Linked DNA regions of Homo sapiens: all the other regions are linked to region 1. The links are chromatin loops, found by intact Hi-C in ENCODE. Cell type or tissue: IMR-90. All regions are shown on one strand. Each heading gives the region's core, and the rest is flanking DNA. Links, peaks and the distances in the headings are about the cores only.

Region 1 (6,223 bases), core at 1,916-4,415:
TTCCTTCACACACTACGGGAATTGCTTTGAATGTCAGGGTATTTTTTAAAAATATTTTTTTTCATCAGGGTAAGTTTCATTTTTGGAAACAACCAAGCCATTTAATAAGGCAGACGGTAACTGACTGGATAGAAGTGCTGTAGCCTACAATATAATGAGACTAGCTTTTACTTTGATTCCTTAATTAGCCCTAAAGGTAATTCCAAAAAAAGTTCCTAAAATGTTTAGTGCAATAGCAGTACAGTTGAAAGAAGTGTCTAGACTCCCAAAGCAACTTCTCTGAAAAGGAAGACATTCATTTGAACATACGGATGAATTTCTTAGAGAAAAATAGGCCATCCTTGCCTTGCTTGATTTTCTCAAAAACTCTATGTTATTGGTGCCTAGCTAAGGGAAGTTGACTATTTTCAGCTTCCTACAGTATCAAATTTTATTTAACAATTCATTTTTGAAGTGAATAGAAGCGCAAAACCTGAAATACCTTCATAGAACCATGCCTTAGTGACCTATTCCAAAACAGACTTAAAACATTCACAGGCGTATGCACAACTGATAAACATAAATATACATATGAATATATACTATACATAAGATAAATAATAAATTAAACATAAATGTAGTGATAAATAAATATGCATACGGATATTAATTAAATATACAAAATATTTAAATGCCAACTCTACCCACCTGAATTTTACTTTTAATTTCAGAGCCTTGATTCCAATGCTAATTTCATTAAGCATGTCTATAACTGGGTTGCAAGAATGGTATATGCTGAACGGTAAATGCTGTACAAATTAACTTAAACACGTTTTGCATTACATTCTCATAGAGGTATTTAATATGGGTAAACTGGTGTTTTGTGTGTGTGTGTGTGTGTGTTCCAGTTAATGAAGAAAGGAGGAAGGAAAGTATCACACATTGAATACCTATTGTACGCCAAGGGCTGAACACGTTACTATTTAAATGCTCTCAACATCTCCGAGCTAAATATTTTAATCCCCATTTACAGAAAAATAAAAATAAAAAACTAGGCTAGAGAATATAAACAGCAGAATGCTGGCATACCATTGGCAAGTGGAGAAAATGCATTTAGAATTAGCTGATCAATGGGTGGAGAAAAAAGCCAAAGGCCACACCCATGTGTTTAGAAAATGAAATGAAAGTCTCTTCCCAGAGAGAATCTTTTTTTCCCCAAAAAACCTGATGCTATCATTTCCCTTAATTTTTCATTAACCTCAATAATTCTTTGCCATATTTTTCCAAAAATGAAACAGGACTATTACCTCCCAATGTGGGAAAATAAAATGTTCTATGAATTTTTATCTTGTTATTTATACAACAAGCCTTTGGAAACCAGTTAAGTGCTTGAACCAGTTAAGTATTTGGGTGGGACATTTAAAAATAAATCAAGCTAAATAAAGAAGTGTTAAAGTTCATAGAGCAAAGAAAAAGTTATAATCCTTAGCTGAAAGATACTAGGAGACATAGCCATCTATGGGGGTTAAAGATTTAAATTTAAAAATAATAATAATAAAGAGAAGCTCCTTCAAATAAATGCAGGAGGAAATTGAGAATCAACATCAGGACAGCTCATTTGACCTTACGGATATATTTTACTGGTGACTTTCTGGTTTTCAAAACTGTTTCTGATTTTTTTAACTTGTTAATGGCTCCAATTTGCCAGCATATTTCCCAGTTCCCCTGTATTCCACTCAGTAAATCTTGTTCATTTTCAGCTTTTATTTTCTTGTTCAGTCCCTAATAACGGACAATTTGTAAGGAAGCAAACTAAAACACTTGGATTAAATAATGCATTTTTTTTCATTATGCTGATGGGTTCATTTTCAAAACAAATGTAAGCTTCATAATTTACTGATATTTCGTGATTTTTACCTTATTTCTGTGAGGATTTCTTTCTCATGGACTTCTGTCTTTGCCATTGACAAAACTCCTAATAATACCACCCAAATCCTAAAAGGGGTTAAACTTCAAGTGACTGATGTTCTGAAAGTGACATGATCAAAAAATAGTCTCATCCAGAAATTTAGATTTGTGACTTAAGTTATCAGAAGAGTTTCCAAAACTCCAAACAGCCTGCATTAATTCTGGCTTTTTTGGTTTTCTGTTAGTCTGCCTCTGTTTTTATACTAAAAGGGTATACAGAAATTTGTGTGCATTGCTCATCCTGAGTTGAATTCCTATGAAGTAGAGCTGAGTACAGAAATGTCTTTCACTTCAAAGGGCATACTGTGGGGTGCAAAGAAAGGCAGGCTTGGGTCCTTCCAGCCAAACATTGCCCTCTGGCACTCATGCTCAACTCCCCAGGGATACAAGAGGGCAATCTCCGGCCCTTGTAGCTCTAGGTAACATTTCCCACAACCCCTGACTCATAAATATTGACATTTGGGAAAAATAAGACCAAAAAAGAAAAAAGGGCTTTTTCAAAACAAAAAAAAAACTGTTTTTAAGATGAAGTGTTTATATATTTTCTAAAGCCTGGTTTATACCTAAGCTATCACTATAATTTTTAAATAAAATATACCTCATCTTGGGATTTTAAAAAAATAGTATTATCCATCAACCACTAGAGAATATAGGAAAGAAAACTTTCAGCACGGTTTTTATTTATTTATTTTATATTTTTCCATCCGGAAAATAACAGGACTGAGTTGAAAGCAATTTTTTCTAAAAGTAGCAATAGCAACATTCTCAGATAAAATCTTTTTTGCTGAATATCAACGTTTAAATTATAGTGAATTTGAAGTTATTTATTTTCAGCAAAAGCTTTTCTTTTTCCTTTTAAATATTTGTCTCCACCCCTCTTTGCTTCAAAAAACAGAAATGATGTGACAACTGAGACCTTCGAGAATTCCTTAGACCCCAGCCTGTTTTCATTGTGGAACTACAGCGCGACCTGGTGGTAGTTGCTGTTTTTAGCATGGTTTATGAATAAATGGTCAAAGTTTCAAAACCAAAACAAAGGAAAGCCTTGTGTTTAGACTTTTAGAAAATATAGTATCAGGAAAGAAAACAGTGGGATGGCTCTCTTAGAATCATAATTACAGATAGAACTTTTTTTAAGTTTTTTAACTATAATATACTTTTTTTTCCCTTAGGGTGTCGCTCTGTTGCCCAGGCTGGAGTGCAGTGGCGTGATATGAGCTCACACCGCAACCTCCGCTTTCTGGCTCAAGCCATCCTCCAGCCTCAGTTCCCGAGTAGCTGGGACCACAGGCACGAGGCACCACACCCACTTCTTTTTTATTTTTTCTTTTGTATTTTTTTGTAGAGATAGGGTTTCACCATGTTGCCCAGGCTGGTCTCCAACTTCTGAACTCAAAGAGATCCGCCCACCTCGGCCTCCCAAAGACCTAGGATTACAGGCGTGAGCCACTGCGCCTGACCAAATATATCTTTTAAGAATAAATAATCTAGTAAGGTTATTGATGAGTCATTATATCACCTGATACAATTTTTAACATTCATATATTTTCAGGAATATGAATTTTCAGTCATATTTCCTCTTTTTAACTACTTTTACAGTTCTCTAAACAATGCTTCAAAAACATTAACAGAAAAAAATATTTAATCAGTGATACAAGAGAAGACTGTTTTATATGCTTTTCTTTGACAACTAGCAGCACATTGATGCAAGAGTTTATAGACAAAATGGTGATTCATAGTAACTGTAATCTTCTCTGTGTTTATTGTACTTTACACCCATCTTATCTAATCCTCTCAACCACCCTGTTAAATTCAGAATCAGTATCTCCATTCTACAGATTAGAAAACTGAGGCTTCAGGATATGAAATAACTTGTTCAAGGTCACTCCTCTGGTGAGTGACAGAATGGACTCAACCCTGGGCCTGCCTGCTCCAATGCCTAGGCATAGGGTCAGGCTGGTGATAGGCCCTTTTTAAAGATTGGCTGATTCAATGAGCAAATGCATCTACTGTGAGAATATTAAAGGTAAGCCTGGACTGGATCCAAAGTCTTCTGACTTGATAACCAGTAAATCTTCCAGTAAAGTTTAGACATATTTTGAACTTTCTCTTGTTTCTGCCTGCAGTTGCACTCTCCTGAGCCTGCTAAGTCCCCACTATTTTCTACAAAAGAACAAAGAAAAAATACCAGGCGAGAGTGACCCATAGCCTGAGCCCCAGGCTGTTTTACCCACGAGGCCCTAGCAGGGGATCTTTTCCACTTTTGTGCCATAGATCCCTTTGGAAGCCTAAGTGAAGCTCCTGGAACTTTTTTAAAATGCCCCACAAAGAAAGCCAACTATTTTAAAATAAAATTTTCAAAAAACTTTTAAAAACTCGGCCGGGCGCAGTAGCTCACGACTGTAATCCCAGCACTCTGGGAGGCTGAGGTGGATGGATCACTGAGGTCAGGAATTTGAGACCAGCCTGGCCAACATGGTGAAAACCCATCTCTACTAAACACACACACACACACACACACACACAAAATTAGCTGGGTGTGGTGGCACACGCCTGTGATCCCAGCTACTTGGGAGGCTGAGGCAGGAGAATCTCTTGAGCCCAGGAGGCGGATGTTGTGGTGAGCTGAGATTGCACCACTGCACTCCAGCCTGGGTAACAGAGCAAGAGTCATCTCAAAAAAAAAAAAAAACTTTAAAATACTAATTTGTAAATATGTGCTTATTTATTAATGCATTTAATAACAAGATTTAATAACAATGTCACAACTATATATTCAAAGTAGCAATTAGTATAAATGATGTTTTGGGATATTCGTAATCCCTGTAATGTGACATGAATATATCTATTGTTTCTATTGGTGAGAGAGATATTGTTAATATTAATGTGATGTATGGCCTATATTCTTTAATAAATAAAATTACAAATTTCAGTTTGAAGTTAATGAAAACAGATTTTTTTCATCCAAGTTCATGGACCTTCTTACCCTCCTGAATTAAGAAATCAAAGCTAATCTTAAATAAGTCACAGCTAAATCTTTTCAAAAACTAAAAAATTTTAAAATTCTTAAATTCTGTCAAAAAAATGCTTAAGCAATATATATATGTTTCCCTTGATTAGTGTGAGATATTCACTTTAATATGAATATTATGAATAATATGAATATTCACTTTAATATGAATAATATGAAGCAAGACTCCAAAAATAAGCATGGATCTAGGACCTAGGGAGATGTTAAAACAACCTTGCCTGAGTCTCATGACAGTAATCAACAAATAATAGTATTATTTGCCCATAATAATAATTCAGTTTGTATGCATCTGACAAAGGACTAATATCCAGAATCTACAAGGAACTCAAACAAATCAGCAAGGAAAAAAAACAAACAAACAAATAATCCCATCAAAAAGTGGGCTAAGGACATGAATAGACAATTCTCAAAAGAAGATATACAAATGGCCAACAAACATATGAAAAAAAAGTTCAATATCACTAATTATCAGGGAAATGCAAATCAAAACAACAGTGAAATACCACCTTACTCCTGAAAGAATGGCCATAATTTAAAAATCAGAAAATAACAGATGTTGGTGTGGATGTGGTGAAAAGAGTGCATTTTACACTAGTGGTGGGAATGTAAACTAGTACAACCACTATGGAAAACAGTGTGGAGATTCCTTAAAGAACTAAAAATAGAACTACCAGTTGATCCAGCAATCCCCCTATTGGGTATCTGCCCAGAGGAAAAGAAGTCAATATAAGAAAAAGACACTTGCACACGCATGTCTCTAGCAGCACAGTTCGCAATTGCAAAGATATGAAACCAGCCTAAATGTCCATCAGCCAACAAGTGGATAAGGAAAATGTGGGATATATAACTACTCAGCCTCAAAAAGGAAAAAAATAATGGCATTCGCAGCAACCTGGATGGAGTTGGAGACCATTATTCTAAATGAAGTAACTCAGGAATGGAAAACCAAACAGGAATGGAAAACTAAGCTATGAGGACGCAAAGGCATGAGAATGATATAATGGACTTTGGAGACTCAGGGGGAAGGTTGGGAGAGGGCCAATGGATAAAAAAGTACACATTGGGTACAGTGTACATTGCTCAGGTGACAGATGCACCAAAATCTCAGAAATCACCACTTAAGAACTTTTCCATGCAACCAAACACTACCTTTTCCCTCAAAACTATTGAAATATAATAGAAATAAAAGAATAAAAAAATCATAATAATAATTCAGTTTGACATGACAAACATTGAGCAGCTACT
Region 2 (6,223 bases), core at 2,305-4,804, 110 kb before region 1:
TTCATCTCCAGACAGGTGTGTTTGCTGCCAATAGTCTTGGCCACAGCACTAACCAATGAGAAGGCTGTAGTGACAGTTTCAGGTCTCTGACATACATTTCCCCAATTTCTCTGCCTTTACTCTCACAACCAGTCTTTGTGGTTCTTCTCTGAAAACTTCAGGTTTCATTGCTCCTAGAGACCTTAACCATGAACACATCTCTAGCAAATACTGTGAGACTCAAAACCACTACTGCATTTCAAGTTTGAGGATCTTGGGAGTTAGCAACTGTGAAATGGATTTACAAATTTAAATCAAGAAACTTAAATTCAGAAGAACATTTGCCCCAAGGACACATGAAAAAATGGTTTTTTAAGTGCTATATTGAGTACTTCTTAATCTTCAGCACTTTTTGTTCATGAAATCAATACAATACTAACATGATGCCAAGATAAGTTCATTACAGTAATCCTCCACTTAGTGAGCTACTTGAACCAGAAGTCAAGTGTGATCAGGATAGTTTCCCCGAAACCCAGAAAACCTGCAAATCTGCATCCAACCCACTTTCCAGGGGAAAGAAATAACCTTTGGAAGTCAAGTTGAAAAGCTTAGTCAAATATATTAATTATATGTTCTTTGAAAGTAAAAAGCATGGAATATAGAGTTGGGGCAAGTATATAAAGTATTATCTATGGGGAGAAAGGTAACTGGAGGTAAAGTTAACTTGACTAAAAACTGGTTCGAGTCCCCTGAAGTCATTTGCCCCAAGTAAAGCTGAGAAAATGAGGATATAAATCTCCAACAGCTAAAGAACATTTATGTTGTTCTCATCTAGAATGAGGCAATCCTATTCTCTTACAAAGGCAGGTCTATGCTGATTATTCACATAAATACACTTACTTATGTTTAAAGATCTTAAAAGAGACAGTAAACTCATTTTATGAATTTAGAGGGCAGATCAACAGGTAACGTATAGAGGCAGATTTCATTTTGATGTCAGGAAGAATTGATTACGGTAAAAGATACATAACATAAATTTACCATTTTAACCATTTCAAAGTGTACAGTTCATTGGCATTAAGTACATTCACATTGTTGTGCAACCCTCATCACCATCCGTCACTGGAACTTTTTCATCATCCCAAACTAAATCTCTGAAACGTATGAAACAGTAAGTCCCCATTCTCCCCTCGGCACCTCCAAGCCCCTGGTAATCACTATTCTACCTTCGGTGTCTATGAATTTAACTATTCTAGGTACCTCATCTAAGTGGGATAATAAAATATCTATCTTTCCTTTTATGTCTGGCTTATTTCACTTAACATAATATCTTAAACGTTCATCCATGTGGTAGCATATATCATTCTTTTTTAAAGCTGAATAATGTTCTGTGTTATGTACATGTATTTATATACATATACATACATGTATATACCACATTTTGTTTATCCATTCTTCCACTGATGGATATTTGGATTGTTTCCATCTTTTGGCTAGTTTTCACCTTTTGGCTTTTCTGAATAATGCTGCTATGAATATGGGTGTACAAATATCTGTTTGAGACTCTGCTTTCAATTATTTAGGTAAGTACCAAAAAGTAGAATTGCTGGATCATAGGGTAATTTTATGTTTAATTTTTGGAGGGCTGCCATGCTGTTTTCCACAACTGCTACACTATATTTTACATTCAGACTGGCAATGCACAAGGGTTCCAATTTCTCAACATTCTTGCCAACACTTGTTCTTTGCTGTTTTTGCTTTTGTTTTACTATAATGGCTATCCTAATAGGTGTGAAGGAAGAATTTTTAGTAACTAGTCCTACACCACAGTGAGATCAGCTGTCTCAATAGGTGGGTCATGATGAATGTGTTCTAGCAAAGACTGGACAGATTGACATATTCAGATATGCAGGTGATGCACTGTCCAAGTGTGTCTGGCCACAGAGTGAATAAGGGCTGAAATCCAGCACATGTTTCACGGGCCAAGATGTGAACTGCCTCTTTTGGGAGGAAGCAGTAAGTTTTTCTTTCCCGAAAATATTGTCAGCTTGCCAAGCCACATGCCCAAAGGGTCACCTTTTTTTAATATAAACAATGGCACTTATAAAAGCTATTAGTTATTCTGGTTGGCTGATTCTCCCTCCTAGAGAAGCTGTAAGATTAGTGAACAGGGTAATATCTAGTCTAACCCTACTAGATGACTATTAAGGCCTCTTTCAATGGTGGTTTTCTGTAGATCTCTTTGATGGTTTTACAAAATGGTCCCTAAATTCTTTGACACTCCTCACACTAAGGGTTGGGCTCTATATACCCTCACCTTCAATCTGGGATTTGTGACTGCTTGACTAATAGAATCAAGCAGAAATGACACGGTGCCAGTTTCTGGGCCCAGCCCTTAAGAAACTGGCAGCTTCCACTTTCTGTCTCTGGGGACATTCACTCTTGGATCCCCGCCACCATGCTGTGAGGAAGCCCAAACCACAAGTCTCCACAAGTCTTTGTGGAGAGACGCACGTGGAGAAAAACTAACACTCAACACCAAGCAAGTGAACTGTCTTGGAAGTGGATCCTCCAGCCCCTGCTACATGGAGCAAAAACGAGCTGTCCCAGACAGGCTCTGCCCAAACTGCAGACTGATAAGCAGAGTAAATGAGTGTTGTTATTTTAAGCCACTACGTTTTATAGTAATTTGTTTAGCTGCAGCAGATAGCCGGAACAGCATGGGATATAACATGACCAGTGCTCCAACCTCACACTTCTACCATGTGCTGACTCTAGCAGTGCACTGAAGGACTCCAAGGCAGGCCTTCCCTGAGGAGACCCCAGTTTTTACTCACATGTCACAGGCAGTGGCCTTTGTCCCTCATCTCCTCTCCCACCCCCAATTTAGGATAAAGTATCTGCCGTGATAAAGACGTTGAGACCCACTTTCTGTAAGGTCGGCTTCTTCATTGTTTGAATTTCTTGAGGTTTCACGGAGCCACGCGCTGGAACCTTCCATAGTCTCTCCTGAGGCTCCTTCTTTGCCCTGGGCTGGAGGTCTGTAGCCGTGGGATGCTGGCTACAAGGGACAAGATAGAAGCAAACCACCTGATCCAGTAAACTGCTGTCCACTTCGGCTCCTCAACGGCCTCTAAGCTTAAGAGGGAGCACGCAAGCCAAGCAAAGGCGGCAGGGAAGACGGAGAAGAAACCACCCGTGGGCCCTGGCTCTGTGTCCAGTTGTTCCGTCACAGATCAAATCTGCCTGCACTAAGAGGATGGGTTCCTCTGCAAGGCCTTTCGGAATTCTGAGTCTTGTCTGTCAAACTCTACCCTCTCTCCTCCACATCCCCCACCTTTTCTTTCAGGAAGGAAATAGTTAAAAAAGACTCCTGCCCTTCAGGGCCTGGAAGGGGGCGGCAGCTTTGTGCTTTTTAGTGGCCGCGTCCCAGGATAGCTGGAAGGTTAGGACGCTCTTGCGGTCCCAGAGTGGAGTGGAAGGTCTGGAGCTTTGGGAGGAGACGGGGAGGACAGACTGGAGGCGTGTTCCTCCGGAGTTTTCTTTTTCGTGCGAGCCCTCGCGCGCGCGTACAGTCATCCCGCTGGTCTGACGATTGTGGAGAGGCGGTGGAGAGGCTTCATCCATCCCACCCGGTCGTCGCCGGGGATTGGGGTCCCAGCGAGACCTCCCCGGGAGAAGCAGTGCCCAGGAGGTTTTCTGAAGCCGGGGAAGCTGTGCAGCCGAAGCCGCCGCCGCGCCGGAGCCCGGGACACCGGCCACCCTCCGCGCCACCCACCCTCGCCGGCTCCGGCTTCCTCTGGCCCAGGCGCCGCGCGGACCCGGCAGCTGTCTGCGCACGCCGAGCTCCACGGTCGGTGCAAGTCTTTCTTATCGGGGACTGGGACTGGGGCGGGTGCGGGGATGGCGGAGACGCTGCCTGGGCCCCTCGGTCGGGAGAAGACGAGAGCTGGGAACGTTCTGGCCCGACCGCCCTGCAGCTTGGGCGACCCGTCGCAGCAGGGGCTGGCACCCACTTGCCCCAGGGCGCGCGGGGAGGCGGGCGCCTTCCGTGAGGGGTGCGCTGCGGACACGTGTAGAGTTCGGGGAACTTCACCTCTCCACGTTAGGGTTTAGGATTCGGAGTTTTAGGAAGAGGAAGCCCAATAGTTTTCCCTGGGTGACCCCTTTTCCCCAGGCATGCAAGAACTTTGAGGAACGCCAAGCTCTGTGGCTTGCTCCAGCGCCTTCTTGTGAAGTTGGCTCCACAGCCTTTTCTTACTGGCTTGCTTTTCCTCCCCCACATCTGGGTCTGGGTATGCCAAGGGTAGCCAAGGGCACTCGGTGTGAGGGACTGAGGTGTTTGGGGAAACCCCCTGTGTAGCTAGTTTTGGAAACCTGCCTGTGGAGGTCTGGGCGTTTTGTTCTGTGCTCGCCTTTAAAGGACACTTGTTGCTTCTCACGTGCAGAAAACAAGGGCTGCTTCTAGATAATCACCCTCTGTTTACATCATCCTAATGGCTTTCCCCTGATAGAGTTGGGGGTGGGAGGCATATTAAACTCAGGCGTTGTCTCTAAGGAGAGTTGCTCATTTCTTAACCAGAGAGCAAAACCTCAGAAAACTTGTAAAAAGTTCCTACTTTTACTTGTTTTTTCCTCCACCTGTAGTTGTCTATGTGTTAGCTAATTGAGAAACACCTTGGCAGTCATTTCATGTAAATTGAATGCTCTAAACTCATGCCATTTTGATAAGGTCTGAATTTCCAAATTACCAATTACAGGTGAACTTTGATCCTGAGAGTCTCATATGTTAAATGGTTAAAGTGTAAGCGTAAGGATTCAGTCCTCTTTCTTAATAATAGTTTTTGCACTCCCCAAACTCTCAGATTCCAAACAGGAAGAATGCTGAATCTATAGACCATGTCCTTCAGGTCTGAACCTGAGATGCTTCACTAGCGCTATGACTGATTATGAGTGATGATTCAAAGCACAGCCTGACTCAGATTCCTGGAAATGAGCTACAGACCCACCTTGGAAGAACCTGCAGTTGAGGGGCTTCTTTCATTTGGTTTTGTACTTTTCAGCCAATGATAATATGACATCCACAGGCCTTTGCCAAGTATCCCTTAGTTTTGCAGCTTAACATGTGTGGAGAGCTGATAGAGAAGTCATCAGAAATGATTTCTGTAGTGGTGTCATTGTTGGAGGAGGAAGGAAGGGGGTTTTAATGATAGCTGGCTCTCATGCCTTAAGAACCCACAGCGTTGGCCTTACCTCCTGGCATAATCAGCTAACCAAGCAGACCAGCATGCTAACGTTCAAAGCACCACAGGACCTCTGATGAGTAGAGCAGTACCCACCGTAGCCAGGTCAGTTCACAGGTCAGTTCCCAGCCGACTGTAACCGGCAGAGAGCCATTCCATTTCTGCAAAGGCCTTCTCTCTCTCATTTTTAAGAAAGCTGTTATTGAAGGTTCCCTTTCATTTGGGAAGCTGGAAGACGTTAGTCACGAAACAGCACAAGATATGAAAGTATTTCTTCTCCCCCCTGTATCTGTGATCCAAAAAGGAGGATGACAAGAAGCTTTTCTCTTGGAGTCCTGGTGTTCCCTTTGGAATGGAAATGGTGTCATTTCATAGGTCTATCAATTTTTGGCCAGATACTCACTCCAGATTATAAGAAGCAGGAAAAAACTGCAAACTGTTTATAATTAAGTCTAGTCAGAGCTGACAAATACATGGCCTGCCTCTAGCCTTGAAAAATTGATATTTTTCCCATTTAATCAGAGTGAGTCAAGTCCTATAAGCAAAATTATGTGTCCTGCCATTTCTTGGCTTTGAAACCTTGACCTAAATACTTCTTCAAGACTCTGGTTTCCTTATAAGTAAAATGGAGATATTGCTCCTGCCTACCTAGAGTCGTAAAGCTCAAGGCAGATAACAGATACATATATAATAAGTTACTATATGTAAATACTATTATTATTTCAGAGTTCAGGGGGAAATCTCTGGGGAAGGCAAAAGTATCCAATACTCGCACTTTATATATACCCTATACTTTCTATGCAACTTGAATAAATCTTATTTTATCCACGTATTGGCCAAACCTAAGCTTTACTGATTTCCCAAGATAATTGTCAAAATTCCTAAAAGTGGTTAACATCAACCTTGAATACACTCAGAAAAAGGATTCAATTTTATTTTTTACTTTTTATTTATTTAATTTTTTTTTTTTTGAGACAGGGTCTCACTCTGCTGCTCAGGAT
Region 3 (6,223 bases), core at 2,382-4,881, 280 kb before region 1:
GCAGAGGACAGCTATGAAAACACTTCCAAAGATATTCACTCCAGGCTAGAAAATACTCTTTCCCCACTAGCGTGAAGATTCATATTGTGCACTAGTAAATCTCTCTGCAAGTGTTCATCATGACGATGTACCCAGAAAGGAGTTCTAAGTTGTGATGAGCATCCTGCAGCAGTTTCAGGGAATCGTGGACGAAAAAACATGCCTCCTTAAAAAAACAAGCTACTGCAAAACATCAAAGCAGATCAAATTCATTCATGTGAAATATAATTGTTCATGGGAGTAAATAAAAAAGGACTAAGGTCTCATGCAATTTCTTAAAATTTCTGATTTTCACTTTATATAATCTCCTCAGTGCTTTCCATGAAACCAAACTGTCTAGCCATTAATATTCATAAACAACTTTCATTGTCAAGTTTGTTCCTAAATTTGAAGGATTAACAAATTCCCAGATGATGCCCACACTGCTGGCCCAAGGACCACACTCTCTACTACCCTAGAGAATTTCCCACACAACAATGTCTTTTGTCAACAATTGTTCTGTGCTGTAGACATCTTTATAAAGGAGGTACAGAGGCAGTAGATGGCAAAAGTAGGCTATGGTAAAATGGAAGGTAAAGCACATTAGTGGGAAGAAAAAGATGGTGGGTAGAAACCAAGTAGGAAGAGAACAGAAAATATCTCAGGCATGCACCAACAAAATAGTGAAGTGGAAATACCTATTTTTAGTCACATGGACAGAGGTTCAAACCCTATATCTGGTGCTATGCATGGTGCTTATCTGGTGTAACATATATATTCTAATTCCTATTCTTATCTGCAAATGGGGACAATACTTTTCACTTGGGGTTGTATGTGTTCGATGTGGGAAATATATCAAAGCACTTAGCTCATAGTAAGAAGCAGTAAAGAAATACAAAAGGTTTTTGTACACAGTGCATGAATTTGAGAGCACAGAGAGAAAAGCTTGGATCATTTTCCCAAGCTTCCTTTATTTATTTTTTTCCCCGTAAGTACCGTGATGTCTCAACAAAAGAGGGGGAAGTCAGCACCTCCTGGCTGGGTTTTCAGGAATGCACAGTTCTCAAGTACAGTAGTTGTACTTTCTTTTTCTGGATTCTATTTCCATTCCCAAGTATACGTGATTATGGAATCATTTCATCTATTATAAAAGACAGCAGCTTTTTATTTCACATGAAAAATACTAAATTAGTTTTAAACAGTTTGGGTTTTGGGGAGTGGGGGACAAGACACCAGGGGATAAGTTAAAAAGTTACATTGTATTTTGAGAGGCCAGAATCAAAGGAAGTCTCAAGTTGCTTTTGAGTCTAGTGTCATTCTTCCATCCGCACAAAACTTTGTCAGTGTGTTTTGATTCAATCCAAGTTCTTTTCTCCTTGATCTGTAACTACTGAAATGAATTATTGTTTTTCATTTTGTTATTCCCATCTGTGATAATTTTACCTTCATGTGATAATACTTGATTCTTAATTAATATTCTACCAGATTTAGAATAAAAATCAATACTACTTATGTTATCAAAATTAACATAACGGCCAATAGCCATTGATTGAACATCTCCTATGTGCCAGGCATTATAAATGTGTTTAAGAGATTTGGGGACATCTTTCCACAGTCATCAAAGTTCAAAGGAGCCTAACTGATAGTCCCCTCTTCACCGAATTTGACTTGGACTAATTATTTCTCATGACAGATCATGTTCACAGGCCATAAATCACATCAGTTAACCCCATGGTTGTTATCAGCAACTGGATCCTCACCCAGAAGATAATTATTGATCAACACAGACCACTGGTATCTCTGTGGCCCCTGTCACTCCACCCCAAGTCTATTCATGACCATCTCAAGGCACAGAGGCTGCTTTATGAGGACGTGATGACAGCAGGGTCCTATCTGCAGCCTTCCCTGCAGGGATGTGCGAAAGTGAAAGGGCACGGCCTTTCACCTTTAAATCTCCACTGGCTTCTTGCCTTCGTTCTACAAATATGCTCTTCTTTGTTTCCTTGAAAGAAATCCCTTTGCTCCATTTTCTTCTCTTTTCTGCCTTCCCTGGACTCCTTTCACTGTTTATGCCTAAACATGTATAAAGGTAATCCTAAGATTTATTGGCCACCAATTATGAATAAGATATTTGAACATATTTAACCCTCCGAAAACAGGTAATGATGAAAATACGTTCAGAAAATTTCTTCACTAAAATCCAAACTCATGTTTGATGCCAAGACCTGTGTTTTGCTTCCCACACCTCCTAGAGGTGTCCACACCAGCTTAATCCCTTTTCTTACCAGGCCAGAATAGCCAGACCAGTTTTCTTTAGAAAATCAGCATTTGTAATTTTCAATATGAAGTTGGGCTATGAAACGTAATTATCTTTCCTATGTGGTTCTTGATTGGCTAGAAGTACCTTCATACAAGGTTATAAGGTGTCAGGGCCACCTTCTGGAATGTTTCCTTGGAGGACATAGCCATGTAATTTGGAATCTCTACAGAATCCTTGATGGAAAGAAGAAGAAAACTTTAAACAGAAAATAGCACCATGAATAAATCTTGGAGAGAAACAGAAAGAGGAGGGAAACAGGAGCAGAGGGAGATGAGAAGTAGAAGGTTAGTAGGGTCCTTTATTTCTAAGCCCAGTATGCGTTTTAATTTAGTGGCTAAGTCCACTTGGTTTGCCCCAGCCAAGGGTGGTAGATTTCACCTAGAACTAAAGCTCCAGGCCCCTTGCTTCTGACTGGGTTGGCACTCTCCTGCCTCAGGACCTTTGCACATAGCCTTCCCTCTACATGGATTGCTCTTTCCAAATACCCACATAACTCTCTTTCCTCTCTAGGGACCTTAACTCATCTGTCATTTTCTCAGTGAGGGCTTCTTCATTTCTATTTTTGAAATTGCAACAACACTCTCTCCTCTATCATCTTCTTTTTGACTGCCTTATTTTTCTCCATGGCACTTATACACTATATAATTCACTTTTTTAGTTTTTATTTTGCTTATTCTCATCCCTTCCCACTAGAATGGAACGTTCATGAGGATAGGGATTTTTGTTCACTGCTGCATCCTAATGCCCAAACTGAACTTGGCATTCCATAAGTGATGTTAAACATTTGTTGAATGAATGAATGCATTTGAAGGTAAGTGACCCTCCACCTAAGTACTCACACTGTACAGCTATTTAGTAATGCAATATATGTGGGGCAAAGTTGGGTTTTCCTTTTAGTGACTAAGCCCCATCTTAATTCAGTGGGGCACCTTTTACTTGGTCCTGGGCCCATAAGTCACCAGGAATATTTTTATTTCAGAATTATACGTTACTGCTGGGTCTTGAAGCTGGTTCTTAAGGCACCTCTGCTCTAGGCACTTGAGAGTATTTTGAAGACAAGATAAATGTTCACAGCGCTCATATCGTGAACAGTAGAGATGAGAGCAGCTGTGTAAGAAACCAGAAGTAAACTATTCTCAGAGTCAAGGATAAAGGGCTGGAATGGCTGTTCTCAATTTGCCTTATCATTTTCAGATTACAAAATCTTAGTCCCACAGGCCATAAATTATAAGGTTGGCTGTATCCAAAGCCCTCATGATATCATCACATTGCCATGTTAATTAGTGAATACCCTAACTGTATAGAAAGCAGAAGTGCATCATTGTGTATTTGGTGCTGTTTAGTGAGCATTATAATCATTTTTCTCTAAAAATCTAAAGGTTCTACAAATTTGGAGGGATTGGTTTGGGGTGTTTTTTTTTCAATTTTCGAAACGTTTTAGTATATTTGGTTTGAAACTCAATAAAAGGAAGATTTTTAAAAGTCATACCCCATTGGCCTTTCCCAAGAACAATTTATACTGGAGTCTGTCTGCGGGGGTTAAACATGGAGTGTGCTTACAGCTCAGATTTCACAAGAGGGAAATGTGTGGAGTGTCTCCCAGGAATGTCAAGCCCAAGAAGCTGAAAGGCGACTTGAGAAAAATTAAACATGGGCACATTTTAGTTGTATTTTATTACAAAGCAAACAGGAAGTCCAACATTAAATGTAACAGCGTCACATGAGATCCAGTCAGAAAGGCTTTCATTTAATAAAACCATGGTAAAGTTATAGAAATGTCACTAGATGGTTGAAAACCTAAAAGATAATTATAGTGAAAGATTATTTTTAAAGTTTAATAAAATTAGTTAAACAATGGGTTGAACCCTGGGGGCAAATCCAGCTTTGCAAGCAACCTCAGTCCCTGGAGACGTTCCCAGGACCTCTCCTGAAGTCAAGCAGCAGCTTCTTGCCTCTTGTCTGGTGAATTAAGGTAGCTTCGTAGCGGTTCACAAGAAGCCAGCCCGAAAACTGTGAGGTGCTAATTTAAAATTGACCACATATTTGAAAGCAACTGAAGTTTCTTATATGGGTAACTGGAAGAGACTGAGTAATATATATTGTGGGTGAGGCTTTTACTCTAATTTAGAACCTTATAAATTTAAAAAATGGGATCACTAAATAGATTGCTGGTGGACACTGATGTTTCCCAATGGGTGGTCCTAAGACCACTCAGCCAGATTCACAGGATGGGGTGGGTGTGGGGACTGAGAATGTGCTTGTTAAAAATGTAAAACTCTAAAACTTAGCATAGACCTGCTGAATATGGAATTTCTGAGAGTGGCTTCCTGGAATCACCAGACTTCGCATACTTCTGATGCTTACTAAAGTGTAGAGCTAACACTAGAGTGGGTTTCAACCTTTGCCACATGTGGAAACACCCAGGAAGCTTTGAGAGTGAAGCCTGGTCCAACCTCCAGAAACTTTGTTGAATTGTCTGAAGTACAGCCTGGGCATCAGGATTTTTGAGAATCATCTTTAGATGATTCTAATATTGAGGTAAAATATATAATTACTGCAATAGAATCTCTTCTGAATAACAGCCTCCTCTTTCTTATTGTGTAGAAATAAAACATGAATCATAAGATGGTTATGATCAAATAGGCAAAGTTCTTTGACTTATTTCCAAAAAAATCGTTAACAAGTTGAAATTAATCTCTGATTATATGGGGCAACCCGAGGACCTGAGACTACAGTGGGTCAAATAACTGTCTAAGGTGTGAGTAAATCCTTTTAGACAAGAAAAAACATCTGAGCAGAAAACTGTAGATATTAAAATCCCTGGAGATAAGCCAGAGAAACATGGATTTCATGGATCTGCTAGAAACCTTCTCTCTTCAAAGTTAGCAAAGGAATTGGGTGAAACATTGAAATGTGTGGCCCCTTTCAAGCACCATTCAGCATGCCTTTAAACCTTAATTATGTTCTTTATAAGTTGAGTATACCAGGGGTTAATGATAATATCCAATATTGATTGACCTCTTACTATGTGTCAGGCACTGTGTGAAGCCCTTTCAATGCATTCTGTTACTTATTGCTACATGGTAAGTATGATTATGACCCCATTTCACAAAAGAGAAAACTGAGACTTAGTGAGGTTAAATGTCCAAGGTTACACAGGTTTTAAGATCTTCAAAGCCTATCTTCTTAATCTATATTGATAGTATCACAGATTTAAATAAAGACCCAGTATTACTCAGTAGTAGTAACACACATAAAAAAATAAAAAGGGGAATCGATTTATTTCTCTCCAAAAAGTGGTTCTTCAATCATACCTGACTACCCCAGCTATGATGAATGAGCCCTATTCCCTGAAGTTGCAAATGCCTTTGTAAGTACAGGAAACCTAAAATTGTCTCAGTGAATCCCACCTTCCCTGGGGGTCTGTTAGTGACCAATTTGTCATGGAAGGTACAGTCTTCTATTTTTAAACTACAGATCAGCTCTCAGAAAAATCCCATAACGTGAAGGAATGAAGGCTTTGTTTGAAAACTGGAGAGGAAAACCCAAAGATCTATTGAGAGAATAAGGCACAAAATGACATGGGTTAGAGGTCATTTGCCTACTCAATGTGCATCCAGGTTCTTGAGCGTTCTCTTGTCTGTGTGACTGATGATCTCCATGATATCCCCATTGCTGAAATGGATCTTTGTCTTACTCAACATTTAGAGGATAGATTCCTTTTTAAGGCTTCTTTCTCAAGTGAATTTGCTTCTAGAATGCATTGTCAGATTATTTTTTAATGTTTTAAAGTGTTATAGGAGGGTGGGCTTACAATACTTTTAAAAATAATAATGTTGATACCCAGCAGACCTGTGACCCACTTTAATCATCTTGGGGAAAGGT

Evidence for each region. Hi-C counts contacts between places; a loop is a spot of excess contacts. Peaks named below come from ENCODE experiments on the same cell type or tissue, not always from the same donor. Only the 100,000 strongest peaks of a DNase experiment are listed, where the experiment ranks them.
Region 2: it touches region 1 in a loop (9-fold over the local background); 2 of 110 quality-filtered maps call a loop at or near these places.
Region 3: a loop joins it to region 1, with 2.4 times the contacts of the local background. A loop is called at or near these places in 2 of 110 quality-filtered maps.

What each region holds. Positions count from the first base shown.
Region 1 is chr4:147,587,550-147,593,772 of GRCh38, forward strand. The region is part of intron 3 of LINC02507 (long intergenic non-protein coding RNA 2507); the gene reads left to right. Among named protein-coding and RNA genes, the nearest start is that of LINC02507, 21 kb to the left of the region's middle. In IMR-90, for the core only: a CTCF peak has its summit at 2,909 (motif pointing left); a DNase peak (open chromatin) is centred at 2,892; H3K27ac peaks cover 387 bases.
Region 2 is chr4:147,477,545-147,483,767 of GRCh38, forward strand. EDNRA (endothelin receptor type A) reads left to right here and starts at 3,553. Exons shown (of 8, transcript NM_001957.4): 1 at 3,553-3,832. RefSeq lists enhancers at 4,243-4,342, 4,373-4,452. In IMR-90, for the core only: no CTCF peak of the experiment used is centred there; a DNase peak (open chromatin) is centred at 3,517; H3K4me3 peaks cover 1,744 bases; H3K27ac peaks cover 1,345 bases.
Region 3 is chr4:147,308,589-147,314,811 of GRCh38, forward strand. No RefSeq gene overlaps it. Among named protein-coding and RNA genes, the nearest start is that of MIR548G, 33 kb to the right of the region's middle. In IMR-90, for the core only: no CTCF peak of the experiment used is centred there; a DNase peak (open chromatin) is centred at 3,933; H3K27ac peaks cover 798 bases.